Regions from separate parts of the Homo sapiens genome. Here region 2 is linked to region 1. Evidence: chromatin contacts called from ENCODE Hi-C data. All regions are on one chromosome and are shown on one strand. The core of a region is the stretch at or near the end of the contact, and the rest is flanking DNA. Distances in the headings are between cores, read along the strand shown.

What was found. Hi-C counts contacts between places; a loop is a spot of excess contacts on that map. Pooled maps may share reads with other maps.
Region 2: a pooled map shows a loop between it and region 1 (1.9-fold over the local background). The contact joins two enhancer-like sites. A Hi-C loop is called at or near these places in 2 of 50 pooled maps.

The regions. Positions count from the first base shown.
Region 1 is chr3:27,358,161-27,364,574 of GRCh38, reverse strand. The region is part of intron 1 of NEK10 (NIMA related kinase 10); the gene reads left to right. Among named protein-coding and RNA genes, the nearest start is that of NEK10, 8.0 kb to the left of the region's middle. Within about 2 kb of position 3,879, at least 6 of the 41 ENCODE cell types and tissues checked have a DNase peak (open chromatin) inside an H3K27ac peak, as active enhancers do.
Region 2 is chr3:27,858,830-27,865,243 of GRCh38, reverse strand. It overlaps LINC01980 (long intergenic non-protein coding RNA 1980), which reads right to left. Exons shown (of 5, transcript NR_146630.1): 5 at 4,919-5,157. Among named protein-coding and RNA genes, the nearest start is that of LINC01981, 28 kb to the right of the region's middle. Within about 2 kb of position 4,048, at least 3 of the 41 ENCODE cell types and tissues checked have a DNase peak (open chromatin) inside an H3K27ac peak, as active enhancers do.

The DNA.
Region 1 (6,414 bases), core at 2,630-5,129:
TGAGTCAAAGTCAATGAATATAGACAAATGATTTAAAATAAATACATGGCCGGGTGCTGTGGCTCACGCCTGTAATCCCAGCACTTCGGGAGGCCAAGGCGGGTGGATCAGCTGAGGTCAGGACTTTGAGACCAGCCTGGCCAACATGGTGAAACCCCGTCTCTACTATACACACACACACACACACACACACACACACACACACACACACACACACACACACACAATTAGCCAGGCATGGTGGTGGGCGCCTGCAATTCCAGCCACTTGGGAGGCTGAGGCAGGAGAATCGCTATCGCTTGAACCTGGGAGGCAGAGGTTGCAGTGAGCCAAGATTGTGCCACTGCACTCCAGCCTGGGTGACAAGAGCAAAACTCCATCTCAAAAAATAAATAAATAAAGTAAATACACAAACTCTTCAAATGAAGTAATATTATTACCAGCCTGGGCGACATAGTGAGACCGCACTCTCCACACACACACAAAAAAGTTAATACTTACAACAGCTATCATAACAGTAACATATTTATCTAGTTGTTGACGGTTCTAAAGAGGTGTCACTATTTTATTTAGTCCCGACTGCCACCTTGTCATAGGCATGTTGTTATTTCTAATTTTTGGTCAATGAGAAAATAATCAGAGAACTCCAGTGACATTTCTGAGGTCACTCAGTGGGCAAGTGGAAACCAAGTCTCCTCTAACCCTGTTATTCTTTTTGACTATATTCCAGTGGTATAACCAGAAGAATTCACATTCCCAGACTTGTCAACTTGCATCAGTGGAGACAGTGGCATTCATATAATACACATGTGTATGCTACACTTGACACAATGTGAATACTCATCTTTCCTTTAGGAAACCTTATTGTCCTGTTCATGTATACTTGAGGTAGTCCATCTTTAACATCAATGTAATACTTTATATTCTTTTCTTTGTGGCTTCCTTGTATTTATGGAGAGATTTTGTCAAATCAACATGCTGCAATCACTGGATACTGGTCAGCTGGGGCAAACTTATTTGCTGTTCTTTTTCGTTGTCTCTACTCTCCATATCTACATCATGATATTCCAGTTATATTTGGAGCTTCCCAATCACATTTAACTTGGGATTTGTTCATTGATTGATTCATTCAGCAATTATTTATTAAATCCCTCTTTTGTTGTAAACTACAAAGTATGTGCTAGATACTGGGAATGAGCCAAAAAGCTGTCCTCCATATGCTTGACTAGTTTACAGTAAACTAATGGAGATGGAAATATGTACTTATTGAATTATGACCTGAATCAGCCTGTTTGTCAAAAGCTGCAAGGCAATGCTTGGCAGGGTTGTGACCCTGTCTAGGAGGTCAGCTCAAAGAATGGATACTTCAGTTGAGACATGAAGGATGCGACATCCAGCCTTTCCATACCACTGTGGCCCTTGAGTCCAGGAGTAAAGGCCTGGGGATATTCAGGAGGAGTAACTCTGTGGTGGCAGTTCAGGACCAAGTGTGAGTAACAGCTGGCTGGGTGGCCAGGAGCGCCAATTGCACGCAGCACCTCTCAGACCTTGGTAAATTTTCTTTTTATCCCAGGAGAAATGGGAAGCATATAAGGGCATAATTGGTCAAATATGTACCATAAAAAGAGTGCTTTTATTGATGTGTGGAGATAGATTTTTTTGTTGTAGTTGGGGAGAGGGAGAAATTGGAAGTTGGGAGATCATTTAGGAAGTGATAATGGTAGTTCAGGTGAGCACTGATGTAAGTTTGGACTAGGGCGTTGGCAGTGACGGTGGACAGATAAGTGTCATATTTAATAGAAAAATAGGACTTAGTAGCCAAATATCAGATACGGGGGTGAGGAAGAGGAAGGTGTCATTTTTCTGACGTCCATGCCAAAGGACTCTGTCTTATTTGGGACTATTTGAGACAGGATGAATGAATGTGTTAGGTTGGCGCAAAAGTAATTGCAGTTTTTGCCATTGAAAGTAATGGCAAAAACCACAATTACTTTTGCGCCCACCTAATATGTTTGCATTCTCCTTGCCTCATATAATTACCTCTGGTGTTCCTGCTACTTAATGCAGTTCTTTGAATTCCATGGACACTCTAACATTATCTCAGGTCAATTCCTCTTTATCCAAAAGAGTTGGCCAAAGATTAATGGAATGTGATAATAAGCTGAATGATCTGCATATAGATGTTTTACATTTCCAAGAATAGCATTGCTTCCAAACTTCTTAGCCATTAGCAGTTCCGTAAGCTGGCTTGCAGACTGAAGGCTGCCACTTACTCCTTTTCCCAACACTTGCCTTCTTCCAGATCCTTTAGCTCCAGCTCAACTCATCTACTCACTGTGTCCTCAAGCCACTTTCAGCATCTTGCCTGCATCCCTGTGTTCACTGGCCAGGCCCGTTGTTCACCCCCCTGCCCATCCTTCTGGACCTTCTTCAAGTTCACAGTTCACAAAATCTTTCTATAATCTTTCCTCTGATTTCATTCAGTTTATAATCTCATTTGGACATTTTTTTCTGCTTTTTGACACTTCTAGTGTTCTTATTTAATCCATTGTATTTGCCTAAACCATTAAAAAATGTCTTCTTTTACAAAGAGACATTATCAGCAATTTCATATGCTTTACCCTACATATTTATGATTTCCCACACACATTGGATTGTAAAGAGATTTTTTTTTTTTGTAGTGCCCAGTGGTCTTGTGCACAGTCAGAGCACAGTAAATAATAAAATGCACTTGAAATAAAATGTTATTAGATGAAATTCAATTTTATTTTATAGCTCAGAAAGTACTTCTAGTTTTTGCAGCGCCACCAAACATATGAACATCAATTTGTTGATTCAGTCTTCTCTTCACTTGTGAAAGTTCTAGGGGTTTGGGTTGAATCTGTACTTACTTTATTACTTATTACAATGATGGTTAACTATTTTATTGGAAGACATTATGAACCATGTCTTATTCAGTGTTGTATCCTCAGTGCCTGGCATATACTAGGGACTCAATAAATATTTCTTGGAGTAATGAATAAATATAATTCTCACCTTTCTGTTTCTCACAAAATCAGGAAATAGAATATACTCATATTCTATTTGGGGTCAATGAGAAAAGAGAAATTTAGTGTGCTACTTTAGTTATTTTTGTTGACGGGTTAATATAAATTCTTCCTTCACATCATCTGGACCTTTTTTCCTCTTTTCAATATTGCTGCTTAATATGTAAGTCTCAGGTTCATTTGCTCTAACACAGGCACATTGTAAACCATATGATGAGTAGAATTGGATGCTGTAGCAGCTACGCAAGGCACAGACATAGCATACCACAAATATCATTATGCAATGACAATGGAGGGGATCCACAGAACCTACATTTATATCTGCAGATTTCCCTTTACAATAAAAGATATAAGTTGGAATGAGAATAAATCAGAAAATAGGGAGGTTATAGTGGTATCTGTTGTCACATATTCTAGTTAATTTTGGAGCAGCCCTCAGACCAACATGGGCCAGTATTAGCCAGAGGAAAATGAAAATCAGCACTTAAAGGAGTGTCCATCATCATAGCAGGTGGTCAGTAACTATTTCGAGGATTAAGTGGGAGAGGGTTAGAATACTATTAGAATTCTTGGTTCTTTTTATCCCCAAGTGCTTGTTTACATATAAAATAGAAAATTGCTTAAAGTATTGACTATTTGCGCAAGGAAGGTGGCAAATGTACTGACTCAGGAGCAAGGCCATGATAATAATGCTTGTCCTTAGCTGACGACACACTCCTGCCCTTGGAGATTCTGTACCAACCGTGTCTTTGTTTACCACTCTATGATGATTAAAACACACCACCTACATATTTCACATGAGTGAACCAGGATGAATGAATGGATGTTTGCAAGCACCCCAGGGTCCAGGAGGTGAAGTTATGCAAACATCAGTTGTTGTTATATCACCCTCTGCCCTTGGCTAAGGGCCAATATCAACAAGTTCTCTTTTTCCCATCTGCCTTAGAGTTTTCCATGAAGATTTAGATCCTGAAGGTGAAGTGCGCTTTGTTCTCCTTCACTCCTAAAGATGCAGTGTGGCCTTTGACACATTTTTCCTCTCTGGGTCTTAATTTCCTCCTCTAGTAGAAGGGAGCTGAATCATGGTCTGCAACTGGTGACCTATACATTTGTTTTGTTATTTTGTGCAAGTGTCTTTTCTTGTTTTGCTTCATTTTTTATGTGCTTTTGAATCCCTCTTGGGAGAATGTGCCTTCTCATGTGTGACCGAAGCTCTACCACTCTCTACACCTCTCTTCATTCATTTACATTCTGTTCTTGGGCCTGGAGGGTGTTAGACGTCCTGATACTGCATGTTCTCTGAGGTTTATTCTTGTCATAGCTGTCTCTTTTCTGCTAACTCCACATATAGTTCCCATTGAAGAACAATAACAATGTAATATAAGGGATAAAATCAAGACAACAGTTTAGACTAGAGAACCAGATGTCCTTTTTAAACTGTAATGGGTATTAGCAAGTTATGTTTCTTACAGGATTTCCTCAACTTTTTGCTCACCTTATTTTGAAAATGTGTGTGTGTTTATTTTCCAGCAATTTGACCAATTTAACTTGACATTTTCTGTGGAGGATTTATAGTTTTCTAAAGCATACATAATTTGAAAAGTCCAAGCACTGTATATTTGTGAGATTTAGTGCAAATATTCTTTGCAAAAAGAAAATTGTTTCTTTATTCTCAAAGCACTTTAACTACATAAACTGCTGAAGTGGTGAATACATTTTAAGTGTGTATTTTGAAATAATTTTAGACGTAACATAGAAACTGCAAAAACAGCACAGAATTCCCATATACCCTTCACTCAGCTTCCCTTAATGTTGACATTTGTCATCACCATGTTACAGTCATCAAAACTGAGAACTAAACATTTAACCAGTGCATTTTAACATGTTTGTCTTATCTCTGGCTGCTCTATGTGACTTTTTATCTTATTTTAACTACTTTTCTCAAAGAATCACTATTAGAGGAATTTTTAGAAAAATATCTACAGTAAAGGAATTAGAGAAATGATTTTCCATTTTGTACTTCTAGTTAGTTATGGGGCTGAAAGTTCTCTAAATTCTTTTAATATGTCCCTTTGAAAACAGACAGAACTGTAACTTGTCATCTAAAATGAAAGGTTAATCATTATTCATCAGAAGAAACAGAGACTTCTTGTCAGTACAGGAAGTTCTAACTTCCTTTTGTGGTAGGGTTCATTGCAGTTTATTTTAGTGCTTTTTTCAAAATAATAAACCTGACATAGCCAAAATGGTAATTAACTTTAATCTGATGTATTTTCACTGTTATTACTTTATTTTTGATTGATTGATTGATTTTTTTTTTTTTTTTGAAATGGAGTTTCATTCTGTTGTCCAGGCTGGAGTGCAGTGGCACGGTCTCGGCTCACTGCAACCTCTGCCTCCTGGGTTCAAGTGATTCTCCTGCCTCAGCCTCCTGAGTAACTGGGACTACAGGCATGCACCACCACACCTGGCTAATTTTTGTGTTTTTAGTAGAGACGGTGTTTCACCATGTTGGTCAGGCTGGTCTTGAACTGACCTCGGGTGATCTGCCTGCCTTGGCCTCCCAAAGTGTTGGGATTACAGGCATAAGCCACCACTCCCTGGCCTGTTATTACTTTATAAGTACCGTTTTTAACCATTAGTAAATGTAGTAAATAAAATGGAGTATTTACAAAGATGCAACCTGAGTGATTAGTAGGAAAAAAAAGATATTTGTGGATTTGTGGGCGATTTACCATAATGATTCAAATGACTCTGTTTTATATTTAGTAAATATGAGGCCACCTGAGGATCTTTTGAGTAGCTAAGGCAACCATGGAATAAAAACGGGTTTCTGGGTAGAGATCTGAAAACCATATCACAAATACTCCCTATGTTATTTAGTTAGTAGGTTAATATTGCACAATTTAGATTAATTACACTCAGGTAATTTTGCCATGGCATGTGTTTCTTTCTCTGTCACATGTGTTTACTCAGCAATTACCAAGACATCACGAGCAAATGAGGGGCCTCTCTAGGGACTTCTTTAGCATTAACCCAAATTTCAAACAATAGAGGATAGAAATTACTTCTGAGAGTTTCTTTTAAAAAATGGATTTAAAAATTCAACAATGAATCATAACTGTGATTATAGCTGTACTTGTCTAGGGCTGTACGCACCAAACCCTGAGGTTTGGAAAAGTCTCTTCTCTCCCATCTGAGATGGTATTCAGGTCCCATGACTGAGGTGTACAAAAAAAGCAAAGACACCAAAAGTTTCTGTTTTTAAAGTAGCATGCCTTTGGTTTTTATATATAATCTTTCACTACTGTGACTACTCCCTATATAACAAAATAACAAACTTAATTTCCACCTTCTCATTAGAATG
Region 2 (6,414 bases), core at 2,799-5,298, 500 kb before region 1:
AGACTCAAATAAATGGAAGGATATCCTATATTCTTTGATTGGAATAATTAATATTATTTAATGTTCATATTATCCAAAGTAGCCTACAGATTTAATGCAATCCCTTTCAAAATTTCCATGAGATTTTCCACGTAAGTAGAAAAAACAATCCTAAAATTTTTATGGAACCACAAAAGATCCTGAATAGCCAAAGCCATCTTGAGCAAAAAGAAAAAGCTGGAGATATCATACTACCTTATTTCAAAGTACACTACAAAGTTAGAGTACTCAAAGCAGCATGATACTGCTAAAAAACAAAAAAACAAAACAAAACAAAACAAAAAAAACAGACTTGTAGACCAATGGAACAGAATAGAGAGCCCAGAAATAAATTCACCCATTTACAGTCAATTGGTCTTCAAAAAAGTTACCAAGAACACACAATGGGTGGGCGCAGTGGCTCACGCCTGTAATTCCAACACTGTGGATTACTTGAGGTCAGGAGTTTGAGACCACCCTGGCCAACATAGTGAAACCCTGTCTCTACTAAATTACAAAAATTAGCTGGGAGTGGTGGTGCACACCTGTAATCTCAGCTACTCTGGAGGCCGAGGCACAAGAATTGCTTGAACCCAGGAGGTGGACGCTGCAGTGATCCGAGATCATACCCCTGCACTCCAGTCTGGGTGACAGAGCAAGACTACATCTCAAAAAAAAGAACACACAATGGAGAAAGTATAGGCTCTTCAATAAATGGTCCTGGGAAACCTGGATTTCCACATGCAAAAGCAAAAATTGGACTATTAGACTGAACACAAAAATCAACTTAAAATGGAAAAAAAGACCTAGCTGTAAGACCTGAAATCATAAAATTCCTAGAAGAAAACAGAGGAAAACCTCCTGGACATTGGCCTTGTCAATGATTTATTGGATATCACAACAAAAGCTCAGGCTACAAAAGCAAAAATAAATAAGTGGGATTTCATCAAACTAAAAAGCTTCTGCACAGCAACAGAAACCATCAACAAAATGAAAAAGTGACCTAGAGATTAGGAAAAAATATTTGTAAACCATATATAGACAAGGGGTTAATAGTGAAAATATGTAAGAAATTCAAATCAATCACAAGAACACAAATAAGCCCACTGAAAAATGGACAAAAGATCTGAATATAATTTTTTTAAAGAACACATAAAAATGGCCCACAGATATACGAAGAAAACATTCAATATCGGAGAATGCAAATTAGCAGTGAGATATTGCATCACTCCTGTTAGAATGGCTACTACCAAAAAGAAAAAATACAACAAGTGTTGGTGGGGATGTGGAGAAAAGGAAAACCTTGTATACTATTGGTGGAAATATAAGTTAGTAAAGCCACTATGGAACACAGTGTAAAGCCACTATGGAACACAGTGTAGAGATTTCTTAAAAAGAAAAAAAAAAAAGAACTACCATATGATCTAGCAATCCCACTTCTGGGTATAGAACCCCCCCCCAAAAAATGTATAATAAAACCAGTATGTCAAAGAGATATCCATAGTCCCATGTTCACTGCAGCATTATTCACCTAAGATCTATCAACATATAAATGGATAAAGGAAAATGTAATATATATACACAATGGGATACTATTCAGCCTTAAAAAAGAAGGAATCCTTGTCATTTGCAACAATATAGATGAATGTGGAGAACATTTTGTTAAGTGAAATAAACCAGAGAAAGACAAATACTGCGTGACCGCACTTTATGTAAAATCTAAAAACGTGAAACTCACAGGGAGTAGCATGCTGATTGCCAGGAACTGCGGAGAGGTAAGACGAATGGGTAGATATTGTTTAAAGGATACAAGATGTCAGTCAGATAGGATGAATAACTTCTGGAGATCTATTGTACAGCATGATGACTGTAATTATTAATAATGTATTGTATACTTGGAAATTGCTAAGAGATTAGATCTTAATCTCTCAACACAAAAAAATTCTAAGTGTGTGAGGTAATGGGCAAGTTAATTTGATTGATTAAATCATTTCACAGTGTATACATATATCAAACATCACATGTACATTGTAAATATCTAAATTTTTTGTCAATAACACCTTAGTAAAGCTCAGGGAAATAATAAAACTCACCATCAATAATGCCTGGAATACTGTACATTTACTGACATTTTGTTTAATAATGAGCAACACCTAGGTTTAGCTCGAGTCCGAGGAATATAAGTGTCTTAACAGAATTTCAGCAATACAAGAAGCCCCTCATTATGACATCTGGTTTTGTCTGGTCCCATAGGCCCCCATGCCTTCCCTACTAGAGGGTTTCCATATCTTCTGCACCCATTATAACAAGGTTACATATAATATCCCACCATCTAATATCCCACTGCCTGCACTAATATGGAATTCCTGACAGAAACACTAGATCTACTTTTCTGCATCACTTGGGTGCTTCTTTCCAAATAGCTCCTGCTAGCTCAGTATAAATAATGTCATGGCATTCTTCCTTTCTCTGGACGACATTCATTAGAATCACAGAATCATGCAATATTTGAGCCAGAGACTTCTATGAGACAATCTTATGTGACAACAATCTCCTTGAATGCCCTTGCGTGGTCAGCTCTGGGCAGAGGCATCAGAGGACAGAGCAGGCCTGGGTTCAGTGTGAGGTGAGATAACAAATGTGATGATTACTTTGTCAAGTTCAATGAATCCGTGGCCTTATCCCAGCTGTGGGATGCCGAAACCATAATGATTGAAGAGCCCAAGCTTGATAGCCAGGCAGACCTGATTTTAATTCTTGACCATGTCCCCGTGAACCTGGGCAAGTGATACCTCTGTATACCTCATATTCATCATCCGTAAAATGGGAACAATAATGTCTACCTCATATAGTAAGACACAAAGCAAAGCCCCTGAAGCAATTGAGGCAGTCAATATGTAGCAGCTTAAAAATAGCAGAGCTCTCAGGTTTTCTGGCTCTGCGGACATTGAACTCCAAGATCAAGAATACTTTTGCTCTTAGTCTACCAAGTCACTACACCAATATACATAACCTGCTCTGAGAGACAAGTTTTAGTTTAGGGTTCACCTTTAATTTACTGGGTATATCTATGCAAGTTGCTTGATTTTTTGAGAACGGTCATTTAGTAATGGCCCTTCTATTTGATTTTTTGTTTCCTAAGATATTTATAATATAAATAAGATTTGTTTAAAAAGTAAAATGCATTCATAGTCCATCTAACTAGTACCAGGATAATTTTTCTAGATATGTTCATCTGTCATCTCTTTATTTTGCCTTCCTTTCTGAGTTTGATCTCAGTCCTAGCCAGGCATGGTGGTGTACACCAGTAGTCCCAGCTACTCTGGAGGCTGGGGCAAGAGGATGACTTGAGCCCAAGAAGTCAAGGCTGCAGTGAGCTATGATCTCACCACTGCACTCTATGCTAGGTGACAGAGTGAGATCCCGTCTCTAAAAGACAGCAACAATAACAACAAAATGATCTCAGTCTTTTTAATTCATTTAGAGCAATGGTTCTCAATCAGAGCAATTTTGCCACAGGGAAGGTTACAGATATTTGGCAACATCTGTAGATACTTTTGATTGTCACAGCTGAGGAAAGCAGTGTCACTGGTCTCTGGTGAGTAGAGGCCAGAAAGCTGCTAACCAATATTTAAGGAACCTGGACGTCCACAACAAAGAACTACCTGGCCGCAAAAGTCAATAGTGCGGAGGCTGAGAAACCCTGATTTAGAGTGAGGCCCTTCAACTTGTAAGAATCGAGCTCAGCAGCCTCACTTCTAAGACAAGCACCTCCCATTAAACTTTGATTCCCTCCCTCCTCCCTAGCTCTGACAAACAGCTGTTTCAAAACAGTAACACACAAAGTGTATCTTAAACATATGGAAAGTCAAGAAATTCAGAGTTAAGGTTTAAAAATTCGAGGCTGGCACCCTGATGTTAAAAAAAGACAAAGCCTAAAGGTGTCAGGGTGTGAGCTGAAGACAAAGTGTAAGCTTTCAACTCCAACCCTGCTACTTTTGGCTTCTGTGGGCTTAGGTCAGACTCTCTCTGCTATCCTGGGGTGGTTGTTCTGTGGTTTCCTTTTGAGTTCTATAGAACTTGAAGACACAAACATTGGCAATACACAAGGCAGGCCTCAAGAGATGGAGGCATGAGCCATTTAAGGTTTAAAATCTAATTTTTAAATTAATATTTCTTTAATAAAACCACTAAGATGTGGCACTTTATGTTCCAGATTTTCACAACTGTTGTTTCTATCACTTATCTGTTTAAAAAATCAATTAACGTGTTAATTTTTTGAGGTTATAACTGTAAAAGATAAAATGGCACAGCCAAAAAGCATAGTAGTGAGAAACAGGAGAAAAGTGGATTTCAGCCTTACCTCTACTGTTCACATTTTGAACAAGTTCCATAACTTCTCTGAATCTCCCCTCCCCCTTCTATAAAATTGGGGAAAATAATCTCTACCTCATGGATGGACATTGTATATAAAATACCAATTAGAATTCTAGAACATAAAGGCCCTCAATAAATAATAATTCTTTATTAAAAATCAAGGTCTCTCTTTAGTAATGGAATCAAACTATACAAATATGAAAAGGTAAACTAAAAAATTCAAAATCATGAATGGCATGGCAGCCTGCCCTGAGAGTGGAGAAGGTTACAGAGTGGTCGCCCATGATTACTTAGCCCAGAACCAATAACTACCAGCTACATATATTCATGTGAAGACGGAGAGGAGGACCAGGATACCAAAGGTAGAAAAGCCAAGGGCACAGGGAGAGGTCATCAAGTTGTTATAATTAGCTGGACTATAGCATATTTACAAGAGTATGGTCAGAGGTGAAGCTGGAAAAGTAATCTGTGCTAGTCAGGTATCAACACAATTATGATGTATAGTAAGCACCACAAAACTTAATGATATACATTAACAAGCCTTTATTCTCATACTCATAAATCTGCAGGTCAGCTGAGGTTCAGTTAACGTAGATTGAGTGTGGCTGGGTAGCTCTGATTCTCCTATGTATTAGGTGACTTGAATCCAGGCTGTGGATTGACCTCAGGTCTTCCTTGTGTGTGTTAATTTTGGAGCCATGGCTAAAGGGATAGCAGGAATCCAGGGCATGTTCTTCTCATGATGGATCTGGAGCATAAGAGCTGAGCCAAATCATAAAAAAACACAGGTAAGACCTTTGCTCTTGCAACATCTACTCATATTTCATTGCCAAAGCAAGTCACATGGGGTGAGGAAACAAACCCAGCAGGAGGGCACAGCAAAGTTACCAGACAAAGGTATGAATGTACAATCCTATCACAGGGGAGTGAAGAATTATGACCAAAATTATAATCTATTGCAATGTCATGTAAGGGCAGATCTTAAATATAGAAATAATGTGCGGTAGGGCACAGTGTCTCACACCTGTAACCCCAGCACTTTAAGAGGTTGAGGCGGGAGGATTGCTTGAGCCCCAGAGTTCCAGACCATCCTGGGCAACATAGCAAGACCCTCGTCTCTACAAAAAAAATTTAAAAAATTGTACCAGGTTTGGTAGTGCACACCTGGAGTCTCAGCTACTCAGGAGGCTAAGGTGGGAGGATCACTTGAGCTTTGGAGGTCGATGCAGTGAGTCATGATTGCCCCCCCTGCACTCCAACACAGTTGACAGAGTAAGACCCTGTCTCCAAAAATAAAATGAAATTAAATAAAATAGTTGCAATAGACAATCCTTAAAAAGAAATGATGTGCTCAGAGCTACAAAGGCAATTAGAAAAGATTTTCTGTTGCTAGGAGGAAAGTCATGAGGAGCTGCATTTCAGAGGAGGTATTAGAAAAGGAGATAAAGGGTTGAGATCATGGAATTTAAATAATTTAACTATTTACTGGCTGGTGGGCAAAGATAGTGCCAAAAAAAAGGAGCCATCACAAATAAATTTGGAATTTGAGAGTTTGGGTCTTATAGTCTGAGAGAACAGTAAAGTTACCCATAATAATAATGCATATATTTTATTGAGCACATATTGTTTGCCAGATAATGTATTAAGTATTTGGTAGGCAATTTTTTAATCTTCGCAATAAACCAGTGAGATAAGTATAGTCCTTATCTTTATTTTTGAGATGTGGTAACAGGCTAAGTAACTTACCCAAGATCACAGAGCTAAAAAGTGGTAGACTCATGATTGATAGGCCACTGATGGGCTCTGGAGTCCACACTGTCTTGCCATTTATTTATTTCCTTATTTCCTACCCTGCTCTATGGTTGAAATGTTCATATTATTTTATTAACTTCTAGTTTAAGCTCAGGGGTACATGTGCAGGATGTGCAGGTTTGTTATATAGGTAAACATGTGCCATGGTGGTTTCCTGGACAGATCATACCATCACCTAGGTATTAAGCCCAGCATCCCTTAGCTATT